Regions from separate parts of the Mus musculus genome. Here all the other regions are linked to region 1. A link is a loop called in an ENCODE intact Hi-C map of the cell type or tissue named here. Cell type or tissue: gastrocnemius. All regions are shown on one strand. Region 1 holds the start of Fbxo30 (F-box protein 30). Region 2 holds the start of Shprh (SNF2 histone linker PHD RING helicase). Region 3 has its middle 52 kb from the start of Fbxo30. Region 4 overlaps Shprh (SNF2 histone linker PHD RING helicase). Region 5 overlaps Shprh (SNF2 histone linker PHD RING helicase). Region 6 overlaps Shprh (SNF2 histone linker PHD RING helicase).

What was found. Hi-C counts contacts between places; a loop is a spot of excess contacts. Peaks named below come from ENCODE experiments on the same cell type or tissue, not always from the same donor. Only the 100,000 strongest peaks of a DNase experiment are listed, where the experiment ranks them.
Region 2: it touches region 1 in a loop (4-fold over the local background); 12 of 42 quality-filtered maps call a loop at or near these places.
Region 3: it touches region 1 in a loop (2.1-fold over the local background); 4 of 42 quality-filtered maps call a loop at or near these places.
Region 4: it touches region 1 in a loop (3-fold over the local background); 6 of 42 quality-filtered maps call a loop at or near these places.
Region 5: a loop joins it to region 1, with 2.2 times the contacts of the local background. A loop is called at or near these places in 14 of 42 quality-filtered maps.
Region 6: it touches region 1 in a loop (3.0-fold over the local background); 11 of 42 quality-filtered maps call a loop at or near these places.

Annotation. Positions count from the first base shown.
Region 1 is chr10:11,277,885-11,282,884 of GRCm38, forward strand. Fbxo30 (F-box protein 30) reads left to right here and starts at 3,446. Exons shown (of 3, transcript NM_027968.3): 1 at 3,446-3,616. In gastrocnemius, a CTCF peak has its summit at 2,996 (motif pointing left); DNase peaks (open chromatin) are centred at 2,905, 3,024, 3,356 and 3,818; H3K4me3 peaks cover 3,135 bases; H3K27ac peaks cover 3,618 bases.
Region 2 is chr10:11,146,873-11,151,872 of GRCm38, forward strand. It overlaps Shprh (SNF2 histone linker PHD RING helicase), which reads left to right and starts at 2,558. Exons shown (of 30, transcript NM_001077707.1): 1 at 2,558-2,714; 2 at 4,741-5,000. The coding sequence starts at 4,779. In gastrocnemius, a CTCF peak has its summit at 2,545; a DNase peak (open chromatin) is centred at 2,465; H3K4me3 peaks cover 1,788 bases; H3K27ac peaks cover 1,497 bases.
Region 3 is chr10:11,227,325-11,232,324 of GRCm38, forward strand. No RefSeq gene overlaps it. Among named protein-coding and RNA genes, the nearest start is that of Fbxo30, 52 kb to the right of the region's middle. In gastrocnemius, a CTCF peak has its summit at 2,590; no DNase peak of the experiment used is centred here; H3K27ac peaks cover 1,162 bases.
Region 4 is chr10:11,194,994-11,199,993 of GRCm38, forward strand. All of the region lies in intron 25 of Shprh (SNF2 histone linker PHD RING helicase), which reads left to right. Among named protein-coding and RNA genes, the nearest start is that of Shprh, 48 kb to the left of the region's middle. In gastrocnemius, no CTCF peak of the experiment used is centred here; no DNase peak of the experiment used is centred here; H3K27ac peaks cover 2,119 bases.
Region 5 is chr10:11,202,463-11,207,462 of GRCm38, forward strand. It overlaps Shprh (SNF2 histone linker PHD RING helicase), which reads left to right. Exons shown (of 30, transcript NM_001077707.1): 26 at 2,719-2,811; 27 at 3,807-3,893; 28 at 4,635-4,813. Among named protein-coding and RNA genes, the nearest start is that of Shprh, 56 kb to the left of the region's middle. In gastrocnemius, no CTCF peak of the experiment used is centred here; no DNase peak of the experiment used is centred here.
Region 6 is chr10:11,209,652-11,214,651 of GRCm38, forward strand. It overlaps Shprh (SNF2 histone linker PHD RING helicase), which reads left to right. Exons shown (of 30, transcript NM_001077707.1): 29 at 2,671-2,751; 30 at 3,797-5,000. The coding sequence ends at 3,893. Among named protein-coding and RNA genes, the nearest start is that of Shprh, 63 kb to the left of the region's middle. In gastrocnemius, a CTCF peak has its summit at 2,553 (motif pointing right); no DNase peak of the experiment used is centred here.

The DNA of each region.
Region 1 (5,000 bases):
AAAGAAAAAAAGATGTATGACTTCATCAAGGGAGAGAAGAAATGGAACCATGTGTTGTTTATAGTATTTCTCTGTATGAATGGGAAGGCAAGGCTACATGTTTCATCCTTAATGTGGCTACTAGGAGTCATGGGTCACAGCAGGCTTAGAGTCTGTCATACTGAAGGGAATATCCCAAGGGACTGAGGGCTAATTAACAAGTTAGCCGTTCAGCACAGAAATCCATTTTAGAGGAAAGCAATACTCTAACAGTTTAAGAACCATGCTATTCCTAGAATTAAGTACCAACTTCTATTTTATCATCTTTTGCATGACTCACTAAAAAGATGTAGCTTTGTTGTGGTGCTTGATTCCCTCTCAGCCCCAGCCATGCACACATGGGGTTTCTGAAAATTCAAAAACATCAGATGGTGTTCATGTAACTAGCTGAATTTCAGAAGCTTTAATAAGAAAAAAAAAAAACCACCACAACAAAACAGAAGATATGGAGCTACTATTTCCTCTACTGCCATGTGCAACAGAACAACATAGAACAACTAGAACAACATAGTATGCTCTTCTGATGCCAACAGTTTCCTCCGAGTCTACTTGTTACACTATGGCATTTTCTTTGCTACCACTCCAGCAGAGTACAGAAAGGATAAAAATGGAATCGAGTTCATTTATGGGCTGTTAAATTTGGTTTCTCCTGTTTAATGTATATTAATTTGTTTCTGCATGAAAAATTTTCGACCTCCTTACCAAGCACAGTTACTATACAGTTACACAGTTTTAGACAGATGAAAGAATAACTATCAACTCCACCTGAGTCTACCTGTTTATTTCCTCACCCCCAGACTTGAGTACCACCAAACGCTAGTCACCTGAAATGCAACACTTTGCAGGCTGAGCTTGGGAGTGGGGCAGGGTAAAATCATTCATTTATTGAGTGCATACATATTCTGTATGCTAGATACTGTACAGATAAGTTTAATCTTATTAACTAAAAACATGGATCACTGATATATACATATTCTTCTTTAGAATATGGTTTAAGAGGTCTGTGGTTCATATAGACAAAACCTGGATCTTCTATTTTCCACAGGATTCAAATTGCTTTGATTACTTATTTAAAACTACGAAGGTTGACTTGAGGCTATAAAGTTTGTCCTTGGGAGGCTTCTTGTAAATTGCAATTATATTTTTTGTACTTCAAATGAATGTGTATTAGAAACATAATTATACCTGGTGAATATTAGATGCTGGGTATTAATATCTAATACTAATCCCAGTTAGTATTACTATCCCGGTTAGTAATGCCTATTCTCTCATGGCTTCACAGCCGCAAATCTGCCTTTACCCACTCACACTTGTCTCTAGCCAAAGGTGCTTTCCTTAATTAGCACATGACTTAAATTTTACTCTTGACTTTTCCATTGCTTTAGCCTCAGGCTTTCCAAATACAGGCTGGTGGTCTAACTGGGCAAGAAAACCTTTTCAAATTAAAGGTGCTATTAGCCTTGACACTGAATAAATGGAAAAACAATTTGTCAGGATTTGTTTAGCCAATTCAATTTTCTCTGAAAACTCCTATCTCTTATAGTTCAGTCTTGCCTGCAGGCTTTATGACTGTGGTCTTATTTTAGCTAGTTTTGTGTATGTATGTGAAGCCAAGGACCAACCCTAGGTCCATTCCTCAGGAACCATCTAACCTACTTTTTGAGAAAGGGCCCTGGGAAGCACTCATAACCACCACTCCACCTGGCTTTTTACATAGCTGCTGGGGATGGAACTCAGGTTCTCTTGCTTGCTCAGCAAAAACTTTACCAACCTTCCCGTCCCATAGTTTTTATAGCATCCCACCATGAAATTGACCTCTAGAAAAAAAATAGGGTACGTATTCTTCCTAAGCCGATGCAAGACTAATTTAAGAACGTGGTAGGGGGGTTGTGCTCCTCTCTTTAAAGAGAGCAGACAGGTCAAACCTGCTACTGCTTATTTGTTTATTTTAAATTGCCAAAGTACCTGTTGCTTTCTGGGTGGCTAAGCCACATAAATGGTAGTTTTGTTCCACAAGTCTAGCCCAAAGTCCACATATACTTCCGAGGACATCTTTGAAGACCTTTGATTCCTGGTAGTCTCTGGTTGCCACTTATGGAAGAGCAGAGGCTTCTGTTTGCCCTGACTCCTACTCAGCTTGAGGTGGGAGATGACCTAGTGTCAACTAGGTGATTTAGAGAGGCAGAAAGCCCCAAAGTACAATCAATCAGTATGGGAATGTTGAAGCTGTAGAGAGCCTTTGGGATTCCCTGCCGCAGTCCCCTTATTTTGCGGAAGGGGATGTAATGGAAGGATGTGTGACTCAATCGCGACCACCTGTCATGCACAAGCAACTCTCCCACCATTTCATCTGTCTGCTTCACTTTTCTTACCTGGCCCCTTTGGGTCTCACGCTCTGGGCTGACCGAAAAGCGCCTACCTCCTACAGCCAAAGCAGGCAAAAAAAAAAAAAAAAAAAAAAAAAAAAAAAAATACAGCGTCCTAAGCACCCCACATATAAGCACTAAATATTTCAAAAATCTGAATGTCTTCATTAAACCAAACCAAACCCCTGACCTTTACAGTGTGCTCAGTCTTAAGCTCCCCAGGGTTTTGTGTAGTTGTATGAAAGTGCTGGTTTTTAAGGTGAAGGACGGTGACTCTCGTGAGCCACCGTTTCCAACAGCTGGGGAGTAAAACTGCAGTCACCAGAACGGCCACCCAAGGGGGTTTTCTCACCTCCGCCCCTCCGCCAGCCAGGGCCAAGGCTCCTTCACGGTGGCTTTGAGGTGGGAGTTGGCAGGAGGCCTCCAGACGGGGTGGGCGTCGGTGACATCACCGTCCCTCAGCCTCACGCCCGGGCCTGGCGGTAGTAACGGGGACGCCTACACGCGGGGTGTGTAGCCCTGGATGGCCACGGGAAAGCTCCGGCCCTAAGACGTTTCCCAGAAGCCGCGCCGCGCCCTCTGGAGGCCGCGTGGCTCGCCCCACCGAAGCCGCCCGCCGCGGGCTGACGAGCAGCAGAGCCCTTACAAGGGGAAACGGGTCACAGAGCAGAGCGGTCACCGAGTCACAGGGCTCGGGCACGTGAGGTGGTGGCAGTTACCACCGACAACGGGGGCTGACCTATTTCCTGCGAGTGCGCGCTAGGAGGACGGGTCGCGCTCCTGGGCCTGCGTCCTCCACAGTGCCACAGGGGCTCGGAGAGTCCTTCCAAAAACAAACAAAAAGCAAAGGCGCGAAAGGCGGACCCGGCAGGGAGCACCAAGGGAGAGGCTGCCCCGTGGGTTCTCTGCGCTCGGCCTGACCGGCACAGGACAGCGTGCGCATCCTCGCCCGCTGTGCGTGCGCGTGCCCGCTCACCCGCTGCCGGGCCGGGGGGCGGGGCGCAGCGGGGCGGGGCGGGGCGCGCGAGGAGGGCGGTGGCGGTTGGAGGCCGAGGAGAAAAGGCGGCGGTCCGGGCAGGGCGGAGGCGCAGAGGATTGGGACGGGACGGGCCCCGTGCGTGGTCCGGTCCGGTGCGGGGACGCTGCGGAGCCGCCGGGCGCTAAGGCCAGAGAAGCCAGGGTTTGAGCGGCGCTTCGGCCCGCGCGGGCTGGTGAGTGTGGCGAGGCCGCGGGAGGCTGGCGCGGGGACGCGGGCGGGCGGGCGGGCAGCGGCCCGGACGGCGCGGGCCCCGGGGGCGGCGGGGCCGGTGGAGTCGGCGCAGTTCAGAGGCTTCCGTCCGGCTGGCCCCGTCCGGGTCGCGCCCGGCCGCCCGTGTGGCCTGCCCTTGAGGCTCCCGGCAAATGGCGCCCCGACCCCCGGGGACGCGGAACCGGGTGAGACCCCCACCTCCGCCCCCACCCCCACTGAGCGCAGAGGAGCCCCGGGGGACCCCGGAATGCGTGGCTCGCACCCTCTGCCTCGTAGGGACTTGAGGAGTTTGGGCGCAAACGGGTTAAAGGACGGCGAGGCATCTCCAAGTGTCTCCGCGGGATAAGCGAAGTTGGTAACTTTTCCATTCATGGAAGTGAGAGGCGCGGAGGCTTAGCTGTGGCCCTGGTTAAAGCGAGACTTAGGGATCACCCCCCCCCCCCCCAAGTTCCTGGGTTCCAGCTCGTGGAGTCCCAGATTGGAAGCAGGACAGGGAACGCACGGCGGATTCAAAGTCACTCGGGGATTACATTTTAACCTCGACGGAGGCCTGTGTTTGCCGCGTTTCTCCTGCTCCCCTCTCCCTTCTTTGAGTCCCGTGGTAAATCCCGGATAAAATAGATGCTTGGGAAGGAATTGACCTTTTCTTCCATGATTGCTTTGTTGACTGTGATCCAAGATGAAGTTATTTACGGGCATTCTGGTATCAAAGAGGGTTAACGTTTTTAAAACGAAGTCTCAAAAAGTTTCTGAGGTTCTTTTTTTTATTTGTTCCCTGCTAAATTTCAGGCAAAGTAAGTTACATTAACACGCTCTGCACGCTTTTATGTTAGTTTTCCCAAACAATCCTGTGTTGACTGACAAAGAGACAAAGGATACCATGAAGTATCCCTGTTTGATTTTTCTAAAGCATACAGTTTCGTTGAATCACTCTTCTTTATGCTTAGTCACTGTTTCTTGCTGTAGTAGTTTAGTTGAGGACAACATGTTTTGCTAACTTCTTAGATCACCAGTTTATACCCGATACTTAACATAGGGACATAAGCTTTTGTGTGTGTGTGTGTGTGATTCTAGAAATAGTAGGTGTTTTATGAATGATATAAGAAAACTGGAACTCTAATATTTCTGAATGTTTAGATTTAGGTTTAAAGGGTTTTTTGTTTATTTTTTGTCTTAAAATATAAAATACTTAAATAAAATATTCTTTTAAAAGTAATATTGCATAAAATAATTGCTAACACTTCCCATATGGCTTGAGAGGTGCTTTAAGGGCAGACAAACAGGCTTTAGTTAATGTGTTTACTGTTTGATATAGCATGTTTCTAAAATCTAACGCTTGGATAATC
Region 2 (5,000 bases), 130 kb before region 1:
GTCTCCCGGGAACTGACTTAACACACTGGTGGTAGAGTCAGCATGCACTGTTATTCTGCAGGATGGTGGCTTTGTAAAGGCTCTTCCATTCCCTGCCAAGCAGCAGTTTCCACCAACATACTGTTTCAAAGCCTTTGGGGTATCATATTCACTCTCAAAGTGTTATGCCATTATTTTTGTAATTATAAATGTCATGCTTGAGGCCTTTAGAAAAGATTAAGAATATTTTACTTGTAGCTATCAAATTAGCATCACAAATATTCTTTCACAGGTATCAAAAATTCATCTGCAATACTCCCATTGCTTAAAGTTCTGAGGTAGTTGGGAAAACATGCCTTAGGAGGCGGCTTAGGGTTTCCGTTCCTGTGAAGAGATACTATGACCAAGACAACATTTACAAGGTAAACATTTAATTGGGGCTGGCTTACAGGTTCAGCGGTTCAGTACATTATCATCATAGTAGGAAGCCTGATAGTGTTCAGACAGGCATGGTGCTGGAGAAGGAGCTGAGAGCTCTACATCTTAATTAGAAGGCAGCCACCAGAGACTGTGTCTTGCAGGAGGCAGAGCTTGAGCGCTAGCAGATGGTTTGCTCATGTGGCTTATGGGGGGAAAAGCATCCTTGTAACCTAAAAGTATAAACTGAAACAGTAAATGATGGAGAAGAAACTGTAAAGCTTTATCAGGAGAAAGAGAGCTAAGATTGGTTATGGGGTGGGAAGGCAGAGCAGTACAGAGTAAGCAAACCTCTTATGGAAGAACATGGCCTATAGGACTTCCACAGCTAAGGAGAAATCGGTGAGTGGCTTTAAACTTTAATTACAGGATGACTTTCTTCTGGGGAAATAATTCAACTGTTGACTTTAGGTTGGAGGTAAATACTAAAGCTGTAAAGGTTCTGTGGCTCTTAAAAAGTGTATTGCACGTCCCCCTTGATGGCAGATTATCTGCTTAATAAGTGTTTTCACCGAATATTTTGAGCTCATTGTTGAGATACACTGCTCAGAAAATTAAAAATATATACATTATTTTCAAATTATTGCTTCTAGGTTAATGTACCTAGTTACCCCAAAGCTTCAGTGCAGGTGTCTAGTGAGATTGATATTCTTTTCATGGCCATGGAGCAAGGAGTCACTTTGGTTGTTACATCTTTTTGTTTAAGAAATACATTCTAGGGAGATAGCGGAGAGTGAGCTCAGAGGTTATGAGATCACTCTTCTCTTGCACAAGATCTGAGTTCAGCTCTGAGCACCCATATTGTGTGGCTCAGCCTTGTCGGATAGAGTAGTGATCTCTTTCTTTGCAAACCAGAACTTGTGTTTATTTTTAACACGTTTCTATAGGTGCCTCCTCTTCTGCCAGCCAGGAGCTTGACTGAGCAGCCATCAGCTTCAAAGCAAATCCTCTATCAAGAGAAAGGTACTGTGCTGAGAATTCAGTCAAAATATTTAAACATTTTGATATTTATACTCTGTTTAGACATGATGTATACTTACTGGACCACAACACAGAAACCAGAAAAAAAAATTAAAATTTTCTTAATTGCAATATTTATCACTATGGACTGGATCCAAGCCTAGCTTAGACATGATACAACACACCTGTATTGTTTCCAAACAAGGCAGCTGAGTTATATGAAAAGTGGGGATTCACGTGTAAGATCTGAGTGTGTCCAATAAGTCGGTTCTCCTGTCTGTACTATCATTAGATTATTTACCATCTACTAGGTGGTAAGACACAGTATTTTCATGAACAGATGTCTCACAACAGGGAATTTCCAGAAAGCCAAATAACAAGCGAACCTTTTCCTCCCCTGGAATTAGCTCTGGTGATTACAAAACAACCAAACAAACAAACAAAAAAAAAAATTACTCCACAGAAAAAAATTCGAAGGACATACAAAGCACTTGGTAAACACACTATTGAAATCCTCAGAGGAGAGACTTTTATGTCTACTGAAGATAGAATTCTCCCTTTGGAAAAGATACTGGGAGGCCTGCTTCAGCATAGCTGTATAATTTTTTTTCTCTTAAAACGTTTAAACATTTAAAGCCTTAGTAATTTTCTTGGCAAGAATAAATTTCTCTCTGGCTTCATTTTTCTCAGTTCCTTTTGAAGACATCGTCTCTGCCTTTTTTTTTTTTTTTTTTTTTTTTCCTTAGCAGATCGAATTCTTTTGGTTTAGTGGATTAATTGTATATTTGTTTGGGTATTATAATTGCTCAGCATCGTGAATTCCGTTTTATGTAACTTTCTGCCTTTTTATGAAAACCACAACTCACATCAAGCCTACCGCTCTGGCAAAGAGCCCCGCCCTCTCTGGCAAGAGGTCCCGCCCCTTCTTTCGGGCCCCGCCCATCCTGCATTTGCTAAAGCCACGGGAGGCGGGGAAAAGAGAGAGGCACAACCACCGCGAGACTTAAACCGTCTTCTACCGGGACCTCAGGGACGGGACATGCGCAGAGGTGCTTTTTGAAGCCAACACCGGAAAGAGGGGCGGAGCGTCCCGACTGGTCCTGCGCGTTCGCCTGGAGCGAGCGCTCCTGCTGGCCTCCTCAGCTGGCGCTGGCGGCTTCCGGCCTGGGTGCCAGGCTTCACCCAGCGTGCAGCGCGCATGCGCAACTCCCGCAGGTGAGTGTGGCGACTGTGGGCCCGGGATCTGCAGCCTGCGAGGAGGGCCGGGCCCGGCGACAGGTGCCTGCAGAGCGGCTGAGGTAGGTGAGGGTGCGTGCGGGCTCTGGGGTTAGAGTCGCGGCGGAGGGAGGCTGGCTCTGCGCGTCAGGGAAACTCCGAGGGCTCCTGCGCAGCTCCGGGATCCGGAGTGATCGGCCCTGCGAGGCCCCGCGGCTCGGCCCCAGCCCGGACGTGGGCCGAGCCCTTCTCGCGTGGGACGGGTGCTTGCTGCCCACGCTTGCGTGCTGAGGCCCTGTCACGAGCTGTCCCTCCGGCTCCTTCTTCGAGGATAACTTGCCTTGCAGGCTGGCGGTGCGTGGGACGACAGGTAGCTGGGAGGGATGCAGAGGCCGCCAAGTTAGGCTGGCAAACTCTCAAGCATTACAGTCGCCTGCAGAAGCGCCCTGGCTCCTGTGCATTGTGTGCACTTTGACGCTGCAGGTAGCGCTAGGTTGGTGAACGAAGATGTTGGTTTCTGGTTAAGGTACCCTGTGGGAGGAACGGTATTGTTTACAGTCTTGCCTTTTCACCGTGGTGCCTTTTAATCCACTTGGCTTGAATTTATCATGGCAAGTCTATGTTTTTCTCCTACGTGTTTGCCTTTGCTCCTGTATTTGCCTAGGTCCCATGATCGCTAACACCACTTTATTCTTTGTCTAAGCTTTTACTCTTTGTCTCAGTTAGGGTTTTACTCCCGTGAATAGACACCATGACCAAGGCAAGTCTTATAAAGGATGACATTTAATTGGCACTGGCTTACAGGTTCTGAGGTTCAGTCCATTGTCATCAAGGTGGGAGCATGGCAGCATCCAGGCAGGCATGGTGCAGAAGATGCTTAGAACTCCACATCTTCATCTGAAGCCTGCTAGCAGAATACTGGCTTCCAGGCAGCTCTTGCAGTCACACACTTACTGCAACAAGGCCACACCTATTCCAATTGGTCCAAACCTTTGAATAGTGATACTCCCTGCCAATCACACTGTTAATCCATAAAACTAGTGTGTGTGTGTGTGTGTGTGTGTGTGTGTGTGTGTTCTTCCCTCCTCTGTATAAGGATCGATCGAAGTTTTGTTAACGCTTTGGGATTGTCAAGCTCATTGGAATTAAAAGAGCAGTGGTGTGGGGTTAAATACAACTAACATGTGAGACAGGCATTTATTTCTGATGTAGTGAGAGGTTTGTCTTCCTAGTTGTTGGCCATCAAGTATAGTATTATAATTTGTCTTCTTTAATGGGATTGTTTCTTAACTGAAAATTTCTACCAAACATGAGTGAAACTGTCACAGCATTTGATACATGAGATCATGGTTAAAGTGTTTCTTACCTGTTAGTTTTGTCCTTGAGGTGACCAATTACCAATCCCTTCTGATGGGAAGACACAGTGGGGTGTTCTTGTTGCAGCAGCTTGGTCACACCTTGTTGCTCACACCTGGGTAGATAAGAAAACAGACAGGATAGGAAACAAGACTGGTCCCCCAGGCTCAGCAACCAGCATCGGACTCCCTACTCCTAGGCCCCATCTCAGTTCTGACATGTAATCTGTGAGGAGCTTTTATAGCCAAAGCACAGCAGCTATTACTTGACTTAAGTCTTCTTATCAATTTACCTATTTTGAAGAGTTCACATTATATAACAGACTTAAGTTTTGTGTAAGGGCTACTGAGGAATGTGCCTAGTATCACAGGGTTATTGTTAAGATAAGGAACTGGGTTAGGATGTGCTTCATGAAATGAGGATATTTTCACTGTGAATGAAAGTCAGAGTCTTGTGTGTGAGAGTCCTAGAAAATATCCAGTAGAGGAGTGAGGCCCAGCCTAGGTTTGTGCACATTAGGGCTGTAAGCCTGAATATTGCAATGTTTATGTTTTTGTTTGGAACTATTTCCTCATAAAAGATATATCACCTCAGTGTTGGTAACCTTCACAGCAGATGTACATTGTTAATTTTCCTGGAGTCTAGATTTGCAGTTAGCCAGAGGCTTTAACCAGACTTGACTGTATGGACTCTATTCTCTTAGTTTTCCTGTCTTTATCCTGCCTCACACCAACTATTCCATTTGTCATTTAGAATTCACATTTACTTATCAAGAAAGTGGAAGCGTGAAAATGAGCAGCCGAAGGAAACGTGCTCCCCCGATGAAGGTCGATGAAGAAAGGCAACAGCAGCTTCACTGGAACATGCATGAGGACCTGAGGAGTGAGCCGCTCACCATGACGGTCGGGGAACAGGCCTGTTCAGATGCAGACTCTTCTTCTGATTGCATCATCATCGATGAAGGCCCTCCTGAGAGTGCACTTCACAGAGATAAGAAGAGGCGTTCAGAGACT
Region 3 (5,000 bases), 51 kb before region 1:
CTAAAGAGAACCCTAAATCCTTATAAGGGCTAGAAGGCCCTACATGATGCAGCCTTCCATTGTGCAATTCTACTCGTCTTCTTCCACATATCCACTCGTCTGCTCCATCCTCAGAATGTATGTTACTGTGCCTCAGACACGACCAAGCACACTTCCACAAGGTCTTTTAATTGTCCCTTTTGCCTGTCACTCTCCCCAGACATGCTGTGCCTTCTGCCCACTTTCTTTCTAGTCTCTGCCCCACAACAGCTTATAAGTGAGGCCATTTCAGTCATTGCACAAAACTGAACCTTTCATCCTCTACCTGCCTGTCACCCTTAAGCCTCTTTGTGGTTTGGTTTTATTCTACTGAGGTCGGATATATTCACTTTATAAATCTTTCCCAGCTTCCTGCAGAAATTAACCACTGAAAGCTAGAATTTTGTTCTCAGCTGTAATGTATTAAATAGCGCACAGTAGAGGCTCAAGAGGTAATGTTGGGCACTGTTATACTTGGAGGGAGGATTGCTAGTGTTCCAAAGACTTTTAATAGACTACTCAAATATCCTTCATGTTACAATGTGATATATCTCATTTTTCTATAAACCAGGGTAGGAGATACATTTTATGTACCTGTTAAGCCCAATTATTTATGCAAGTTGTTTCTAATTAAGACTTTATGTAAGCAAGACTTCAGCTTCTGCTTGATCTATAATACATCTCATTGTCATCTCTATGCCTCTTCTCTCCTGTCCCAAACTTAGGCCTTAATTTTTTACTCTTTTGAATATATCTAGCACAACTAAGGAAGGAAGGAAGGAAGGAAGGAAGGAAGGAAGGAAGGAAGGAAGAGCACCTGAGTTCTGACTTTATTAACAATCTGGGTCTTGTTGAATAGGTCAGTTTGTCTCTGGACCTCCTCATGTAAAATAAACATTGGGCTATATGAGCAACTCCAAAAACTATTAGCATACTTCATCATTTGTGGAAAAGAGTTCAAATTAGACAAGAACTGTGCTTAACTAAAGCCTTTTCCATACTCAGAGCAGACCTTCAGAATAATTGAGGAAGCTAAAATAAGAAAGAAGGAAGATTTGAATTTAAATAATTTTTCAAGAGATATACATGCAATTAATAGAATTTAAGGAATGAGAAGTAATGAGATTTATAAAAAGCCAGAATCTTGAATAAAAGGGAGGTGAGAAGAGCATTCTAAGTCCTTCCTCCCTGAACCGTGGGTATAATTGGTAACTATTCCATTTGCTTTTCCATGTATTGGGGGATTTGTTTCTTACTTTTGACATTTTATGGAACTGTATATTAATTAAAACTGCATATACAGCTTTTCCACAACCATTATTTTTACTATCCCAAGAGGAAGCAGTAAGTTTTGGCATAGCAAATAATTCCGTACAGTTCAACAAATATTTATTATAGGTCTTAAATATTTACTAATTGTGGCTTGTTTAAGTCTTGGGCATCTGATTATGTAACTAATAGCATGTCATTATATAGAAGGTAAAAGATGTTTGTACACACAGATAAGCACTGGAGAAGCCAAGAAAGTTAAACTCACAGATACCATCAAAGGAGAGAGATGTTTAGCCTGCTCTCCTGGAATGCTGGGAACAGATAGAGTTTAGCTTTGCTAGTGATCCTTTGCTCTGATGAGCCAGACTCTGCCCTTGTCTTCCAGAGTTTATGCTTTGCTTGTCCATACCCTTTAATTCTAAAACTTTTATTGAACATTACTTGTTGCCACTAAACTAATCCTTGTGAGAGATGTCATTTGTACTTTGCAACAGTCAGTGTTAGGTTATCTTAGGACCAGGACAAATCCTCACTCCCACAGGGATTGTATTTACCTCAGTCATTTTCCCTAGACCCTTATCTCAAGTATTGTCTGTAAGTCAACAACAAAAATACAGACACCATATTTACTTTATAAACAGCTTTAGTGGAAACATGTCTTGAGCTTTAATGAGGCTGAGTTGTTACCAAAAAACGTTTTTCTAAAATTGTGAAATACTTAAATATGGCAAAAATATAATATGAGCTGATGTCAGACTTTAAAAGTCCTGGCCTAACACCTGTACCTAAAAATGTAACTGAGTTTTATTCTTGTCTTTTTGTGGATCATTTCTCTCCCTGCTGTAAAACCTGAAGGGACCCTCCACATCTGATTAAACTAACACTTCTCTGAAAAGCAGGTATATGGTCTCACTTAACCTTTCCCATTGGTACATTATTTCCTGACTCCAGGAACTTTTTCTAAAACTGCTGCTCCTACAAAGATAGTCTCATTTCCCCCTGTCTATTTAAACCACTTTTCCTCTGAAAGAACTCATCAGTCAGATTCTGACTCTGAAAAGGCCAGAAGTTAACCAAGATGAAAGAAAATGTAAATGTCTGTACCGCTGCCTTTTTCTTGAGATCTCATTTGCATCAGACTTCCAAGAGTTCGATGTCTAGCTGACTCATCCTCCTATCTCTGTCTCCCCAGAACTGGATCTCTGATGTGTAGCTTTTTTTTTTTCTTGAGTGCTGAAGACCTGACCTTAGCTCTTCATGTATGTGTGGCGAGAAGCATTTTTACTAACTGAAACATTCCAGCCCCCAGAGGGACAAACTGAATTCCTGTTCTAAAAATAAAACGTTCTATAATGGTTTGTTTACTCTTAGTTGTAAATGCCTGAGGTAGGCCAGAAATGTGATATGCCCACGTTCTAGTACTCAGTTAATATGATGGTGGATAAACACAAAAGTTCCATTTGTTTGCCAACCACTTTAAAGGATTAATACATTCATCTTTCATTGCGATCAAAATAAATGTAACTTCAAAGTGTCCAGGAACTCAGTTTCTAACAGGGCAGGGTAAAGGAGATCAGTGACACAGGCAAATACACTTGGAAGTCAAGGAAAAGGTTCCCTGAGAAGTATGGGTTAGTCTATGTGCAGAGCTTAATTCAAATTGTCTCACCACCCAGTGTTTTAAAGATAGTTAAAAGAAGCAATTTAGGTATAACCTCACATGGACCTGAACCAACAGCATGGCTGTGCTTAGGGAAAGAAGTCAGGACACAGACAGGTGCAGGGAAGGCTCGGGGAAAGGATGGCCATCGACAAACTAAAATAACCAATGTGGCTGGCCTTGATGTGCAGCTACCAGCCTCCAGTATGTAAGTCAGTTCTGTAGTTTACCCATGCAGTTTACAACACCCCATAATGACAAGTGATCATATGCAGTTAGCAAACTTATCCTCTTGTTTTTAGAAAACAGATGCAGATTTCTATGGAAGGACCTATATTTGATTGTTGTCTGCTGTAACAGCCATGAAAGGAGTTGGCCTCAAGAACTGTATCATGTTTTCAAAGCTAGAATTATGGAATGTTTCACTTGGGTCAGATCAAGGTTCTAGCACATCTCTAATTCTCCAGTATGCTCTGTGGGAAAGTGGCTTCCTCTGTCTCCCCCATCTTCAGATATTACTGAAACACTTAGTTTTGGGCCATATCATACCAACCAGTGTCTGTTTTCACGGTATCTTTTTTCTTTTTGTATCAGATCTCCCTCTCCCTCCCCCCTCCCCCTCTTTTTCCCCCTTCCCCTCCCCCTCCCCCCTCCTTCTCCCTCTCCCTCTCCCCTCCTCTCTCTCTCTCTCTCTCTCTCTCTCTCTCTCTCTCTCTCTCTCTCTCTCTGTTGCCCTATATAATGGCATTTGTGAGTATATTCAGGTCAGGGCCTGTCAAATTCATCAAAGATACACTCTCATCTCAAATCTTTCCCTTAATCTCTTTTATATGACCCTTTCTATATATAACAATTAGAGGTTCCATAACTAAAGACTAAATTTTGAGCTTGGTTCTACTGGACAGTAGAAGAACCTTTGATCTAGTTGGGGGTCATGGGTCAGTAGGATCTTGCATGTGAAGGTGCGAGTAGAATATATTTCCTCCTCTTTCTGTAATTTCCTGAGAGCATTTTGCTGTACCATGATCCCACCATACGATTCTTTACCATAGCCACAAGTAACAGGCCAACCATGGGCCGAAGGCTCCAAAGTTGTGAATGGAAATAAACCTTTCCCCCTTTTATAGGTTATATCTCTAACATTTGTTATAATCATGGAAATGTGTTTGTATTCTTTTTTATCACTGAAAAAAAGAAAACTGAAAGAAACAATTCTAGAGAAGGCAAGTATAATGAGGCTATCCGTTCAGAGTCAGCATTCCACCATGGCAGAGAAGGCATAGCTACTGGAATGGGTGGGCCCAGGACAGCAAGAGCTCATAGCATCATCTTTGGTATAAACAAGACAAACAAGATCTGTCCCAAAGTAGAGTCAGATTAAAACCCTCTAATGCTCGTTCTCAGGGACATACCTCAAGGCAAGCAATACCTTTAATTTCAAAGGTTCTCTGATCACCCAAACCTGTGCTCCCACCACCAACCTGGAGACCAAGCATTCAAATATTTGAGCCTGAGGGAATACATTTCATATGCAAGTTATAACACTGAACTGATGTCTTTGGGGTTATGACCACCACATTAAGAGAGGTGAAAGAATTCGGATTTGGCTGCTGATATACCTTATTAGTAATGTTTCATTATAGCTTATTTTAGCAGCAGGGAAAGATGAACAGTGACCTCAATTGGAAATTTTAGCTTCCTGTTTTTAAAGTTGGGTTTTGTATTTGGGAACTGGAGTGTTTTGACCATAAAAAGTAGAGTACATATTTAGCCAATCAGAGTTGGGAATCGAAGTGTTTTAACAAACCTTTATATTCTCTGTAAGATTTTATATCCTAGAAATGCTATTCTCTCCCTGCCTCTGTGCGTCTTACCTTAGACAGCACAAAGGCCAGGACAAGAAGCAAGTTGATTGTGTTTTAGACAAGCTAATGTTTGTGTGAAGAAAGCACTTTTGACCTCTAAATCCCTGGTGGCACGGGGCCTAGAAAGAAAGAGGCAACTTCTGGAGTCTCTTTTAGCCTTTCTGTTCCACAGGAGGCCTCCTCCC
Region 4 (5,000 bases), 83 kb before region 1:
AAAAAAAACACTAGGTGTTTTTATTTTTTATTTTTCTTACATGTGCTTTTAAATTTCTTTTCTAATCAGACTTGGTCAAAAGGTAAATTAATATGTCATTTAATAGGCACTAGGGGCTAGCTGTATAGAGTAGGCAGCGGTGGTACTAATGCTTAAGCAGGAAGAGGACTCATCCTCAGATTCCTTGACATTCTTATATTTTAAGAATGTGTTTTCTGAGTAGATTTGAGAACAAGTTGAAATTACTGACAGAGGTAGGTATTTGTTAGAGTGTTCTCCCTCCTAAGAAACCAACAGGTAAGTTAGAAGATTGGTAGCTGCTTTTTGAGTAAATTTAAAGTGTCAGTCACATTGCTGTCCCCAGAGTTGGAATGAATTTCCATTCATTCCTTCCATGCATACTTATTAGATGCTTCCTATGCCCAGGCAGTGAGCGGCCTTGCAGATGTAATACACAGTCAAGATGTGGCTGCTGATCTCTCTGAGGTTACAGTTTGGTGGTAGGAATGGAGAGGAGTTTGAGTTACAGCAAAAAGTAAAGACATTAAACAATGATTTTTTTAAATTATAAATATTATAAAATTAAAGCCAATCTGAGCTTTTCTGAGGAAATGATTGTTAAGAAACACAATGTAAAAAATGAGTGGATTGTCCAACATGGAAAGAAGGTAGAACTGATCTTGCCAAGAGGATGTTCCCAGACTGAAAAAGAACTCACAATATGTGATCAGACCAAGACAGACAAGCCTAACACAGAAGTGAGTGGCTGCAGAGCAGTAGCAAAACTGAAAATAAAATGGAAAGGCAGGCAAGGCAGGCACTCAGGCTCTAAACCTTGCCAAGATCTTCCTTGCTACAATGAAGAAAATCAGTTAGCAAAAGAAAAAGAAACAAGAACAAAAGTGGAAAAAATGTAGGTGTGTTTAGGGGGCCACACAGTTGGCTAAGATGTATTTAGGGTGGAGACAGTGGAGTTGGAAAGAGGTAGGTATGTTCAAGGGCCACTAATGTAACTGAGCATTAGCAGGTATAGCAGGGAAATACCCTGAATTCTGATGTGAAAAATCAGATAAACCAAGACTTGTAACTAGAGGCAAGTGTAGAAAGTAAGTTCTCTGTTGTTTCATTGTATTCAAGATAAAAGATTCTAAAGCATGCTTAAGCTCCAATAAAAGACTAGACAGGAGTCAGTGAGAGGACTCAGCAGGCAGAGGAACGTGCTGCCTAGCCCAACAACCTGAGTTCTTTTCTGAGACCTATATGGTGGAAGGAGAGGACACCCAAAGTTGTCCTCTGACCATATGCACACTGTGGTGTGTGTGTGTGTGCACACATGCACACACAAAAATAAAAGGGTAACCTGAAGATACAGGAAAGAAAACTAAACTGTAGTATTAGACCCTTGGAAAAAAATAGAGTATTAGCTTATAAAAAGTAGAGATCTCATTGAATTCAAATAGTTATAGGTTGAGCTGTTGAGCAAACAAACTGTAAGTGTGTGTGTATCTTTATCTGGAATGGGATAGTTTAAGTGAGGTAAAAGAAAATAATGCTAGATGAGACTGGAATGCATATGTAGCAGATGATGAATGTCTCAATTTGAGGTATATAATGATTTTAAATTAGGTACCCACGTGCTGAACAAATGAAAAATAGTGTTACTATATGATACCAAGAAAAGAGTTAAAGGGGAATTGAGTCTCGTGAGGAGAGAATGCAAATTTATTTGTGTTCGAGACCAAAGAAAGTAATGTTGATACTCTAATGCAGAGCCCAAAGGAAAATGATTGATGATGATGATGATGATGATTTTTTTCAAAAAACAAATATTTAGTTATGTCGACGAGAACATTGTTGCTATCTTCACACACACACCAAAGATGGCATTAGATACTATTACAGATGGTTGTGAGCCACCATACGGTTGCTGGGAATTGAACTCAGGACCTCTGGAAGAGCAGCCAGTGCTCTTAACTGCTGCAGCCCCCAGTGATGATGATCTTACAGCACTTACTCTGCCATAAAACATTCAAGACTGTAAGGAGGTACATGGGAGATGAATACACAGTGTGAACTATAGGACAGTTGGGAAGAAGCGAGGAGAGGATCATGATCTGAGGATAATGCAGTCTGTCTCTGAATTCCTTGGGTGAATGTGTTGTAAAAACATGTGTTAAGAAGTTGCAAAGTAAAGTGTGTGATTGGAGCAGCCCAGAGGCCGGCCAGCCTTGAGACTTTGTGGTCAGTGTTCTGTTCCTAGAATTGTCCTTCGCAGTCTCTCCCACGTTCTCCACACTTTCATGTTTCTCTCCCTCTTGTTAAGACGCTGTCTGTTTACTCTTCTTTTCTCTTCTTTCTGCTGGAGTTGCAGGTATGCCAACAGCCACAAGTGGTATTGATGAATAAGATGGGGCAGCTCAGCCTTACACAGTGGAAACACCAGGAGCCAGGATGAGGCAGAGCTGCCTCCATGCCCTGTGCTGGAGGGTTAGAAGGAGGCTGGTCTAGTTGCCAGTAAACTGTGCGGCTGTGGCTCTGAGTCACTGAGCCATCAGACCCACACACCTGTTCCTGTATGGCAGCTTTCCTATACCCAGTACAGTTAGGTTTGCAGCCCTGCTGGGAAGGAGATGTCAGTATTGAAATATTACTAAATACTCTTGCTGTTATGTATCTTTCACAGATGTCTGAACACATGTATTATACTGTCTTATTCAGAAAACTAAAAGATTAGAGACTTTAGTAAAGATAGCTTTTCCTACCATTGACTCAGACATGTTTACATTTCTTCTTTAGCAAACATGATTAAATATTTTACATATTATATAAGCCAATCTCATCCTCTTCCACTTCCTCACTGTAATTCCCACCACATTTGTGTTTGTTTCTGTCTACGTTTTTTGTCACCATTCCTGTCTGCCACTTCTACCTGTTGTTACCTGTCACCTCTTTGACACTGTCACATTTATACTCTACTGTCTGTCACTCGCTCTTTCAAACATCTGCTTAATATGTGTTCAGAGGCTACTCTACTCTTCTGACTTGGTCCCTACAGCTCCTAAACCTGAAGTTTTTTTATTGTCAAATTTTGCTACTTAGTAAAAATATGAATATGTAAGTTTCTATAACCTTAAGGGGTTTTTAATTTCACTCTTAAGTATTCATGACAAGACTTCTGTACATAGCAGACAGTATGCTGGCATACATAGTGCTTAATCATATAACTTGAGATCATATAAAAGGTATTCAGAGAATGCAAAAATAGTAATAAATAGTCTTTGGTATTTTGTTTCTAAAGATATTTTTGGAACTTGAGATTTCACAGATTAAGGCATCCTGTGGATTAAACATAGAAATAAGATACTGATATCACTAGTATCCCTTTGGTGTATGCACTTAAATAAAAGTTGTATCATCCACAGCAACAGTGACAGTATTCCTAAGTGACCTTGGAACCTACTGGGCATGTTACAAAGTAAACAAAATTCCCCTTGCAAGTTCCAACAACTGCAAGGCATTTGGATGTGGTGAATCAGACCTCCTGGCAGAAAATAGTGCCATGTGGCTTGTTCCATGTGTCCTGTGTTTGGCAAGGTTTCAGACAAAGCACTTTTGCTGGTATAAACCCAGCCCCAATACTGAACAGGATTCTTAGTTCATAAGTTTCTATTCAATACAAAATTTTATGCATAGATAGACATAGCAAAACCGCTCCCTCGCCAGCCACCCAGCACATATGCACTCTTACTTTCTCATCTTACAGTGAGTACCTCATAATCAGCCAGTGTGCTTTGAGAAATAGGCTTTTCAGACTCTGTCTCAATGAGATTGGGCTCATCGCAGATAGGATATGGTTCAGTGTCTTTGGTTTTCACAAAGCATATCTACTAATTTTAGAGAAGTCTTATGCAACTTATAGAGAAAGCATTGTATTTCTATTCTAATTCCAAGACAATCAGTGCAGCAATAAGACGTGTAGAATTCTGGGGATAGCATCACAGTGCATTTTCTTTCCTTCCCCCTCTCCTCAAGTTATCAAAAGTTGGCGTGTTCGTACTTTCTAACATGTCATTAAATATCTGGGTAGAAAAAAACTAATTATAAAATTGTGAGTTTGCTTAAAGTAATTGTACAATAACTTCAGAAATCAAATCTATACTTAATTGTATTTAAATGTGTACATCTAAATATCCCTATATGAGCTACCATATATGTTATATATCAGTGTTAACTGATAAATTGAAAATAGTACTGATTTTGTTGTTTAAATGAGTTTATGTAGATACAATTCTGATTGTCAGAAAAGAAAGTTTCTATTCATCGACACAGTTAACAATTATAGTTCTGAATGATGAGTGTGTAGTTCTCTTAGTCATGCTGAAAGTTGGCCATGCTATACAACAAATTGAACACACAGTTGAGACTGAAGATGTAAAGTGTAAATTACTTTTATTTAATTATCTTTTTGAAAAACATAGTCCTACTTCTGTCTTAGTTAGGGTTTTATTGCTGTGAAGAGACACCATGACCAAAGCTACTCTTATAAAGGACAACATTTAATTGGAGCTGGCGTGCATTTTCAGAGGTTCAGTCTGTTATCTTCATGGCAGAAAGCATGGCAGCATGCAGGCAGAAGTGGTGCTGGAGAAGGAGCTGAGAGTTCTGCATCTTGATAGGAAGGCAGCCAGCAGGAGACTTACTCTTCCTTACTGGGCCAAGATTTAGCACTAGGATCCCTCGAAGCCCACCTCCACAGTGACACACTTCTCCCAGCAAGGCCGCACCTCCTAATAGCACCACTTTTCATAGGCCAAGCATATTCAAGTACGACAGTCCTTTCTGGACCACTAACACTAGTAGACTGTAAAGAGACATTGTTCTTGAGATTCTCTTCTGGAGCCTAAGCACCTGGCGTGCGATGGGCACTTAGTAAAAAAGGTTATGAAATATGTTTGATCCAAATATGATTTTTAGATTTTTTACAGATAATAACTTATTTC
Region 5 (5,000 bases), 75 kb before region 1:
CTCTCTTTTAATAAGGGACTTTAGCAGCCAGGAGCAGATATAAAGGGACCAGAGTTAAGTCAACTATGATGTGTCTTTCCATTTCATGCATGTAGTGTTTAAATATGTTTGGTCCAGGGAGTGGCACTATTTGGAGGTGTAGCCCTGTTGGAGTAGGTGTGTCACTGTGGGTGTGGTCTTTAAGACCCTCTTCCTAGCTGCCTGTCCCTGTTTGCCTTTGGATGAAGATGTAGAACTCCCAGCTCCTGCTGCAACATGCCTCCCTGGATGCTGCCATGTTCCCACCTTGATGAAACTGGACTGAACCTCTGAACATATAAGCCAGCCCCAATTAAATGTTGTTTTTATAAGAGTTGCCTTGGTCATGGTATCTGTTCACAGCAGTAAAGACAGCCCTAAGAAAAGCCCTAAGACAGAAGTTGGTATCAGAGACTGGATTATTGCTGTGATAGGCCTGACCATGCTTTTGTTTGAAAGAATGTGGATTTGGGGACTTTTTGATTTGGAAAGCCATGGAATGTTTTAGGAGAGACTTAATGAGCCATCCTAGTAGGAATATGGAAGACTTTGTTGCTGTGAGTGATTTGACTGTGCAGACCTGGCCTGAGAAGTTTCAGTGGAGAAGAATTTATGTGACCTAGAAGCTGTTTTTGTGGATGAAGAATGTGGCTGCCTTTTGCCCTTGTCTGAAGAGTCTGCTTGAGGCTAAGGTGAAGAAACTCAGATTAATTGCATTGACAAAGGAAGTCTCAGAAACACCATCATAGACTGTATTCTCTGCTTAAATCTCATGAAGAGCATTTTGCATAAGCATAGCAAACGTGGGAAGGAAAAATATAAAATGTATTGTTTGAGTATTAAAAGGACACCAGGAAGTGAACATAGCTGAATCCTGTGTTCAAGGATATTAAATTGAATTAAGAAAGTGGTGACCCTGGGGCAAGATCTCACCTACCTAAGTTTAAGTCAAGGCCTGGTGCTATACACCTTTAATCCCAGGAGACAGAGCCTTGCAGATCTCTGAGTTCAAGGTCAATCTACAGAGCAAGTTCCAGGATAGCCAAGCTTTGGCAGTGAGGAGCTGGGAAACAGAAAGCTAGTAATAGAATAATGGAGGCCATGTTCCAGCCCCAGCAGGTAACAGACTTGGACTTTAGTGCTGATATATTTTTGTTAATTTTTTTATATGTTTACTTTCTATCCAAAACTCTAGCTTATTCTCTATTATACTTAATAGAAAGGTTTGAGGTCATTTCTTTATTATTAACTATTTTACTATTTTGCCTGCTGATATCATCTTTTGAGTGGAAAAACAAAAGGTGTACTGTTACAGGGTATATGAGTGGTTCTATCTGAAGGTCTGAATTATCACTTGTATTCTTCCTGTTTTCTCTTTATTATTATTTTAAATCAGTAGTATGAGATAGTATGGTCCCCTTTACATTTTTTTAAACCTTGTATATATAATTGAGAGGCTGTATGTCTAAAGAAATAAATGTAAGATCCTTATTTTAGCATGCAGATTTTTAGCCTTTTTTTTAAATCTTGTCCTCCCATTAAATTAGAATAATTTTCTTCCTTGTTTAGATGTTTTGGTGGTTTTCGTTTGTTTTTGTTTTTTGTTTTTATTTTTGTTTCACTTTGTTTTGGTTTTTTGAGACAGGGTTTCTCTGTATAGCCCTGGCTGTCTTGTATTTTTTCCTGTAATAAGTGTATTGAAAGCTTTGAGGAAAGGGCAAGTGCTGCTGTGGGAACCCATTTACATTTGGTTGGTATCCTCCCCACACCTCCATTTAGGTCATGGCAGTGTTCATGTTTAAGGTCTGAAAGCTGTTACTTGATTATTTACTACAGGTTGGGTCAAACACACTGATGGTTGGTTCATCATTTGTTTATTCCTCACATTTTCTGTTTCCTGTGATGGAACCGTTTTGAAAGATGAAAAAAAAAAAAAAAAAAGAAAAGAATTCTTGTAAAGTGACTCTATGCCTGTGTGTTAGTCCACATCTTGTATATCTGTCGTTGTCCATGATCATGCCACCGCAAAAGAAATTTTATTTATTGTTAAATCCTTCAGTTTTCAAGGTGCCTTGAGCTTTTATTCTTTGTATCCTTACACTTCTAATATTAAAATATCTTAAATGAATGGAGTAGTGAGGAATGTTTTTAAATATACATTCTGCTTCCTTATTATAATAGAATTTAGTAGATATAAAACAAAGTGTTTGGTATCAATACTGTGTGACTTTCTAGAGTGCATTTATGTCCAATTAACTGGATGTAAATTCTTTTAGGAAATCCTTATTCTTAGATTTGGGGGACAGGGGAGAAAGTGCGTGACATGGCACGTGTGCAGAGTCAGGGGACACCATGTAGATAATGACAGCCTCCATGCTGTAGGCTTGGAAATGAAATTCAGGGTCATCAGACTCATCCAAGGATGCTGCTTACCCATTGAGCTGTCTATTAAATACCTTGGTGATAAACTCATTCATTTCTGCAATTAGACACTAAAGAAAATTCCCAGTAAACACAAAATAAAAAGACTAATTAAGCACATGTATATTTGCTTAGTTATGTATATATGTATGTATGTATGTTTGTATGTTTGTATGCTCTGACATATATAGCTTGAATGAAGTGTTTTATACCAAATTTCTTTCCTTCCTTAACTAGGTTTTGTTTGGTTCTAATGTATTTTCCTCTTTGTGTTCAAAGGGTAGCCATTCTACAAAAGTGGAAGCTGTGGTCAGAACTCTGATGAAAATACAACTTAGAGATCCAGGGGCCAAAGCGCTCGTTTTCTCAACGGTATAATCAAGACTTTCTGCTTCAGTCTAGCTGGTTTTCCACCTCTACTTAGTGTCTAAGAACTACTTAGAAATACTGAAGTAGAGCTAAGACTCGGAATTACTGTCATAGTTTTTCTGTGTCCTTATGTTTATATAGAGAGAAATGTGATAATACTTTATAAAGGCAGTTCCTATCATGTATTATACTTTATGTTAATATCATTTAGAGATATTTTTGAGATTTGAACAAATAGAATCTATAACCTTCAAAGATTCGTTCATAAATGAAATGGCCTATTTAAGAAAAAGTAGTTAATGTACTATAAAAAGTATTATTTATAAATATAGTAAAATACTAGTTTTACATTTAGAAAGTTGAACTATAACTATTAAATACACCATTGTTTTTTATTTATATTTTAATTATTTTCAGTGATGCTTGTGGTTTTTTATATTATCATTCAACTAGTATTTGATGAGAAAAGAAAATGTCGTTTCCCAACTGTCTTAGTTAGGGTTTTACTGCTGTAAACAGACACCATGGCCAAGGCAAGTCTTATAAAAACAACATTTAATTGGGGCTGGCTTACAGGTTCAGAGGTTAAGTCCATTATCATCAAGGTGGGAGCATGGCAGTATCCATTCAGGAATGGCGCAGGCAGAGGTGAGAGTTCTACATCTTCATCCAAAGGCTGCTAGTGGAAGACTGACTTCCAGGCAACTAGGGTGAGGATCTTATGCCCACACCCACAGTGACACGCCTACTCCAACCAGGTCACACCTATTCCAACAAGGCCACACCTCCACATGGTGCCACTCCCTGGTCCAAGAATAAACAAACCATCACACCAACAGAGCTAGTGTTGTTGATTCTCCATCTGAGGGTTTTGTTTGGTTTTGCTCATTTAACTGAAGTACAAAAGTTACTGTGGTTTAGTTATGATTTATTCTCTTCTCAAATCTCTTTGGCTAAATGCTGTGTGTAAACACTTTTTTCTCACTTTTATATTCTAGTGGCAAGATGTATTAGATATTATTTCAAAAGCTCTCACGGACAACAACATGGAATTTACACAAATCAGTCGCATTAAGACATTCCAGGTGTGTCAAAATTTTGCTCATGTTTTTAACAGATCAGTTGCAAACTGAAACTGCTGTTTTCTGGCTGACTTTGTTTATCTTCTGTCCTGAACCCTATAAGAAGGTTTTAAGTTCTTGATTATCTAGGAAATTAACATCTTAAAACAAAATAAAAAAAAAAACTGTAGATATTTTTGATATAGACAAACTAAAGATTGTCTAAAAGACAGTCTTTTATAAAACATTTTTGTCTTTAGATCTTTTTCTTTAATGTAGGAAGAAATGGCCTTGTAGTATTTCTTTTGAAGGGGTCCTTGTACCCTGGAATTGTTTTCTGTGTACACCCCCACACACACTCATAAAAAAAGTATATGTGGTTAAAATTTTGCTTATATCAAATTCAGTACAGTCTGACCTATAATCTGAGATGCACTGCCTGCAAGAATAAGTGAAAATGCAGTAGCTTACTATCTTACCTCACATGAGCTTTGCATAGTTTTCCTTTCCCTCATCTTTCTCTACTCTCATACAGTTCAGTTGTCATGTATCACATATATCTATGATGTAGTTTCCACTACATGCTATAAAAGCAAAAGTGTTCGTATGATTCTCTTCAAAATCAGGAAAAACAACAACATTCCAGTTCCTAAAATTGGTGGATTAGCATTTAATCTTCACTACCATGTTCATCTTGAGCTGTAACGTAAGTGCTCTGATTCTAATCCATCCAGCTAAAGTTCAAATGTACCTTTCTTCTTTCAGGAGAACCTCTCAGCGTTTAAATACGATCCCCACATCAATATTCTGCTGCTGCCCCTGCACACAGGCTCTAATGGATTAACTATCATTGAAGCCACCCATGTCCTCCTGGTGGAGCCCATACTGAACCCTGCCCATGAGCTGCAGGCCATTGGGAGAGTGCACCGAATTGGACAGACCAAGTAAGGATGGAAATTGGCATTTGTCACCTTCCTTCAGGTTATGAGAAACTAATTCAACATTTAAATTCTTTATTTATGTTTACCATACCCTGTCTGATTTTTAAGTACACATTCTGTCTCCCTCACCTAAAATGTTTGGAACCAGAAATTGTTTAGGGTTTTTTGGTTTTGCTTTTTGTTCTTTGGG
Region 6 (5,000 bases), 68 kb before region 1:
AAATCGGTAGGAAAGAAACTCAGTGGGGCTTGGGAATCATACTGGGCCTTAATTGGGAAGCTGTGAGCAGAGGAAGGACACATCTCACTTCAGCCTTGAAACAATCATTCTGAGTACTGTGTGCAGGCTAGGGAGTAAGGGGAGCAGGGAGGCCATGTAGTCCTGATGACAGTAGGAGGCAGCTTGTATGGTAATGGCAGTGCACCCAGTGAGAAGTTTTGAGGCTCTCGGTTTATTCTGGAGTAGAACTGACAGTGTTTGTAGGCATAGTGGTTAGTGGGTGAGCAACACTGTGGGCTTTGGCCTAGACAGCTGAGAGGATAGAAAGCCTTTGGCTGAGTGGAGGAAGACTATGAGATAGAACAGGTTCAGTGGCAAGAACAAAGGTCTGCTTTAGATATGTTTGAGATTTTATTAGCTATCCAAGATATGTATGTTCAGAGACAGGGAGAGAAGCCAGGGCTAGAGGCACACACTTAGACATCAGGAGCATGTGATGGTATTTTTGAGTTATGAGCATGAATGGAATTATAAAGGAGAGAAAAAATAGTGATGGGCCATGAACTAAATAAATTCTGGCACAAGTAAGCTACAAAGCCCTGGGAAAAGAAAAGACACCTACATGCTTAGCTGTTACCTGCTGCTAAATATGTCAAAATATGTTAAAATGTCAAAATAGAAATCTTCCTATTAGAGTTTTGACCATTAATTTTATTTTATCAAAAGCAGTTTAAATGGAGCAGTATAGGCAACTACTTATAAGGATTTTTTGTTCAACTCTAGTTCAACAAACACAAATAGGATTACATAGCTTGTGTAGTGACACGGCTAGGTAAACAGTGGCAGGTGCACCCCTGCTACCTGCCTGTCCCTGCTTTAACCATGGCTCCCTACTCTTACTGTGCAGCCCATAGGAATAGGATTTTGAGAGATTTTTATTGCAGAGTAAAAGAAGAAGAGAATAAATTTAAGAATTATTTTCTTTTTTAAATTAAAATATTAATTAGAGAATGATTCTTTTAGAAATAGAAAAACTAGGAAAATATGGAAGAAGTGTGCTGAACATTTTCCATGCCTGGGCAAGAGGATACGGGACCTAACACTGATTGTTTTCAAGCGAGAAGAGTGTGGCTCTGGTAATGGTTAAGAGAGCATAGCATAGGGGCTGGTGAGATGGCTCAGTGGGTAAGAGCACCCGACTGCTCTTCCGAAGGTCAGGAGTTCAAATCCCAGCAACCACATGGTGGCTCACAACCATCCGTAACGAGATCTGATTCTCTCTTCTGGAGTGTCTGAAGACAGCTACAGTGTACTTACATATAATAAATAAATAAATCTTTAAAAAAAAAAAGAGAGCATAGCATAGTGTTTGTCCCTTTATTACAGTGGAAGAGTGTCTTTTTTTAATCCCACTTGTCCTAAATCCCACCTCTTTTCATATTCTCAAGAGGCTTCATCTTGAAAAATATCACATAAATATGTCTGAGTGTTAATCATTTTTAAAGTGACACTCCTTTATAGTCTACCTCCACCCGCTTGATGTCCTCTTCTGTCAGCCTTTCTATTTTGGTGGCTGCCCCTGAGTGTACCACTGAAATGAGGCTTAGAGTTTAACTGGTGCCTACTTCTTGCTGTGGTCTAGTGGTTCCTTTTATCTACTCTCCCTAGTTGCTAGTTTACCCAGTGCCATGACATTAAGTAGTATGAGTGGGTGGACGACCTTCATGGGAGTATCCTTGCGCCTCGATAATACCAGCTTTATATATCTAGCTATTATCTGTACATGTATCTAGGAACTTTATATTTCCCCTATTTCCCCTAGGATATCGACTAGATAGCTTAAGTTTGACACAGGTAGAGCAAAACTACATCTGTGCTACTCTAAGCCAGCCCAAGCTTTCCTCATATTTTAATGTGTCTTTTGTCATCTATACTTGCTCAGACAGGAATCTAGGACTTTTCTGTATCTTATATTCAAATTATTTTAGTCTTGATTCTTGTATTTCAAAGATATTCCTCATTTTTTGACTAATTCTTATCCCGCTGACACAAAAGCACAATCCATCTCCTCTTGCCAGGATGACCTCAAATTATATCTCTTCTCTTCCTCCATAGCAGCCAAAGCATTTCCAAAGTACAGTCTAGTGTAAATCAAAATATGTATAACTACTAGAGCACATTTCTTTATAACTACAAAATCCAGTTCCTGGTTAGATCCTGCAGGACTACCGTTTATGATCTGAACCCTGCCCGCCCGTAACCTCATGTTGACCTGTTGCGTTTATAACACACTTGTGCCATGCTCGTCTGCTGTTGGCCCCGGAAGTATTTTTAGCTTTTCCCAAGCATGTACTCATCCAGTAATATATATGAACATTGGTTTCTGTCTGCATGCATTCCTGTCCCTCCTGTGCTTAGTGCCTAATGCCCTTCTCTAACTGAACTTGCCATACGTAGTCTGTGCATGCAACTGTCTCCCTCGTGAGAGGGTTAGTTCATGAAGATCACATTGGCGGTATGTGCTGTTGACTTGTCCCTGAGCTCACTCATAAAGACCTGCCACAAGTGGGCACCAGTGGACTAATGGATGTAGCATGTGTATATAAGGTCATTTTCTACTCATTTGTCTTAAGATGGTCTTTAAACTTAAAATTATTATTTGCCTTCTAGACCTACTATTGTACATAGATTCTTAATTAAAGCAACAATAGAAGAACGGATGCAGGCAATGCTAAAAACTGCTGAGAGGAGGTAGGTAACAACTTACAAGTGGGATTTCCCATCACTTGAGAGTTTGAGATCTTCTGGATGACAACAAATGATGTAAACACTAAATACTTTTTCTAAAAACCAAAGAAAAGCATGTTATCCAAAGCATGTCCCAATTAATGTTTTGGACAGTCTATATTTGGCTTAAGATAATTTAATAGATTACAATATGCACAATTAGCTGGCTTATCTTTGATATATTTGATTACTTTTTAAATGAAATGTATTGTTCTCTCTTAGCTAAACTTTTATCTGATATGTGTCAAACTAAACATGCATTAATGTTTTATAGTTTATGCTTACCAGTCACGCAATAGGCATGTCTGAATTTAAAGTCTTGGCTGTTGATTTGTGTCAAATCCATAGACATCAGAGTAGTAGAATGATCAGAGCAGTCTGAATTAGGACTTGGTCTTGCAGTCATTACTCTTCTAACATTTGCACGGTAATTTTCCTTCAAAGTCATATTGAAATAAACCAGTACCTTCCTCCTCCCCGTGAAATGGGCGGATTGGAAGTCACCCAAAGAGAGATGATATGATAGCTCTTTCAAAGGGAGGGCATCTCCAGGGTATTTTGTAACAGAAACCTTCTCAAACCAGAAATTCCATACTCTGATGTAACAAGAAAGATGCCGCCATCCGAAGGGCTTTTCATCTAAACATGAAAGATGTTTGTTCTTGTTGTCACATGCTGCAGACATAGTGATTTTCGTTTCAGTTACAATAATACTGAACTTCTTTGTAAATGGCGAGTTTAGAACCTGCTTGACAACAGTTGTCAGATGTTTTATCTTCTGTTTTTTATTTGTTTTGATTTCTTATTAATTGTTCATAGAAAGCATTTTCTGACAAAGCTTCAGAATTATTTAGACATTTTCACTGATTTTGACAAGATGTAACAATTACTGTCTACTTGTGGCTCAGTGATGACCACGTATGGCAGATCTGTGCCTCACTTTATTGTCATGCATATAGTCTCTAACTCCTGGCCATGCCTTCTCTCTGTGCCTCTGAAACTCTTGCAGCCACACAAGCTCATCCGGAAAGCATTCTGAAGCCTCTGTGTTGACTGTGGCTGGCCTGGCTGACCTGTTTACCAAGGAGAACGAGGAGCTTGAATGAAGCCGTCACATCATTCCACACAATGTTAAGATAGAACTTCACTTCCAGAGATGTCAAGAGAGTTACAAATTAAAAACAAAAAATCAGTAAATATTAGTAAATACTATTTTAAGTTGAATGAATTTATTTTGTTATACTCTAGCCTAGTAATAATTGGCAATTGGTTCCTTTTCACTATACCGATTTCACACCATTTACAATGAATTTTAACTTTACACTCCTAATAGAACATTAATTTTTTTGTTCCACTTGTATATCTATTACTAATAAGGCAGGGGAATTAAGAAAAGGGGTATTAAATAATTTTTCCATTAGTAGATAGATGTTTGTTATAACAGGAGAGAATATATAAGAAGGTTACTTAGTCTAGTTTTGTATGACCTGATGTGTACAGCCAGTGTAAATAACATTTTTGAAAGGGCCTTCAGCATCTTTAGCATAGGATTCACCATTATATTCTCAGTAATGTTTTAAGAAAATGCTAAACTATATAATAAGTAGTTATTTGCATGAGTTTAAACTGTAACACTGTCATTAGCTCCTAATAATAAATCACTAGGTGGTTATATTGTGTTTTGTTACTAAATGTTAAAATACTGAAAAATTCATTTTTCTATTATGTTTAAGTGGTATCATTGTTAATATTTTTAAGTGGATTAACATTTACCTACAATGATCTCTTTAACCTTTTTAGTAAGTTTTTTTTGTGTATGTGTTTTAAGATGATGTATCTGTAAATATGGCTTTTTAAAAATCATCATTGTACTGAATTCATTTCTTGTGTTCCTGTAACTAGTCATTTTAGCCACTAGTTATCTAAACCTACAATAGAGTTTATTCATTTCAGTTACTCTGTTCTTAGAAACTAACTAGTGTTTGATCTACTACAAGAGAACGCTGTGTTCACACATGCATAAACTGTAAGTGGTTAAACTCTCTCTTCTGTGAAGAATTCATGGATGACTTTGAAATTACAAAATAAGAAGTAGCTTGTTGTATCCTAGCCTTGTGTTGGAATATAAATGTTCTTGTTTCCTTCCCTTTAGCTGTTGAAATCAAGGGACCCTCAAGGTTCATTAGCTCCTACCTAACTGTCCATAAAACTGT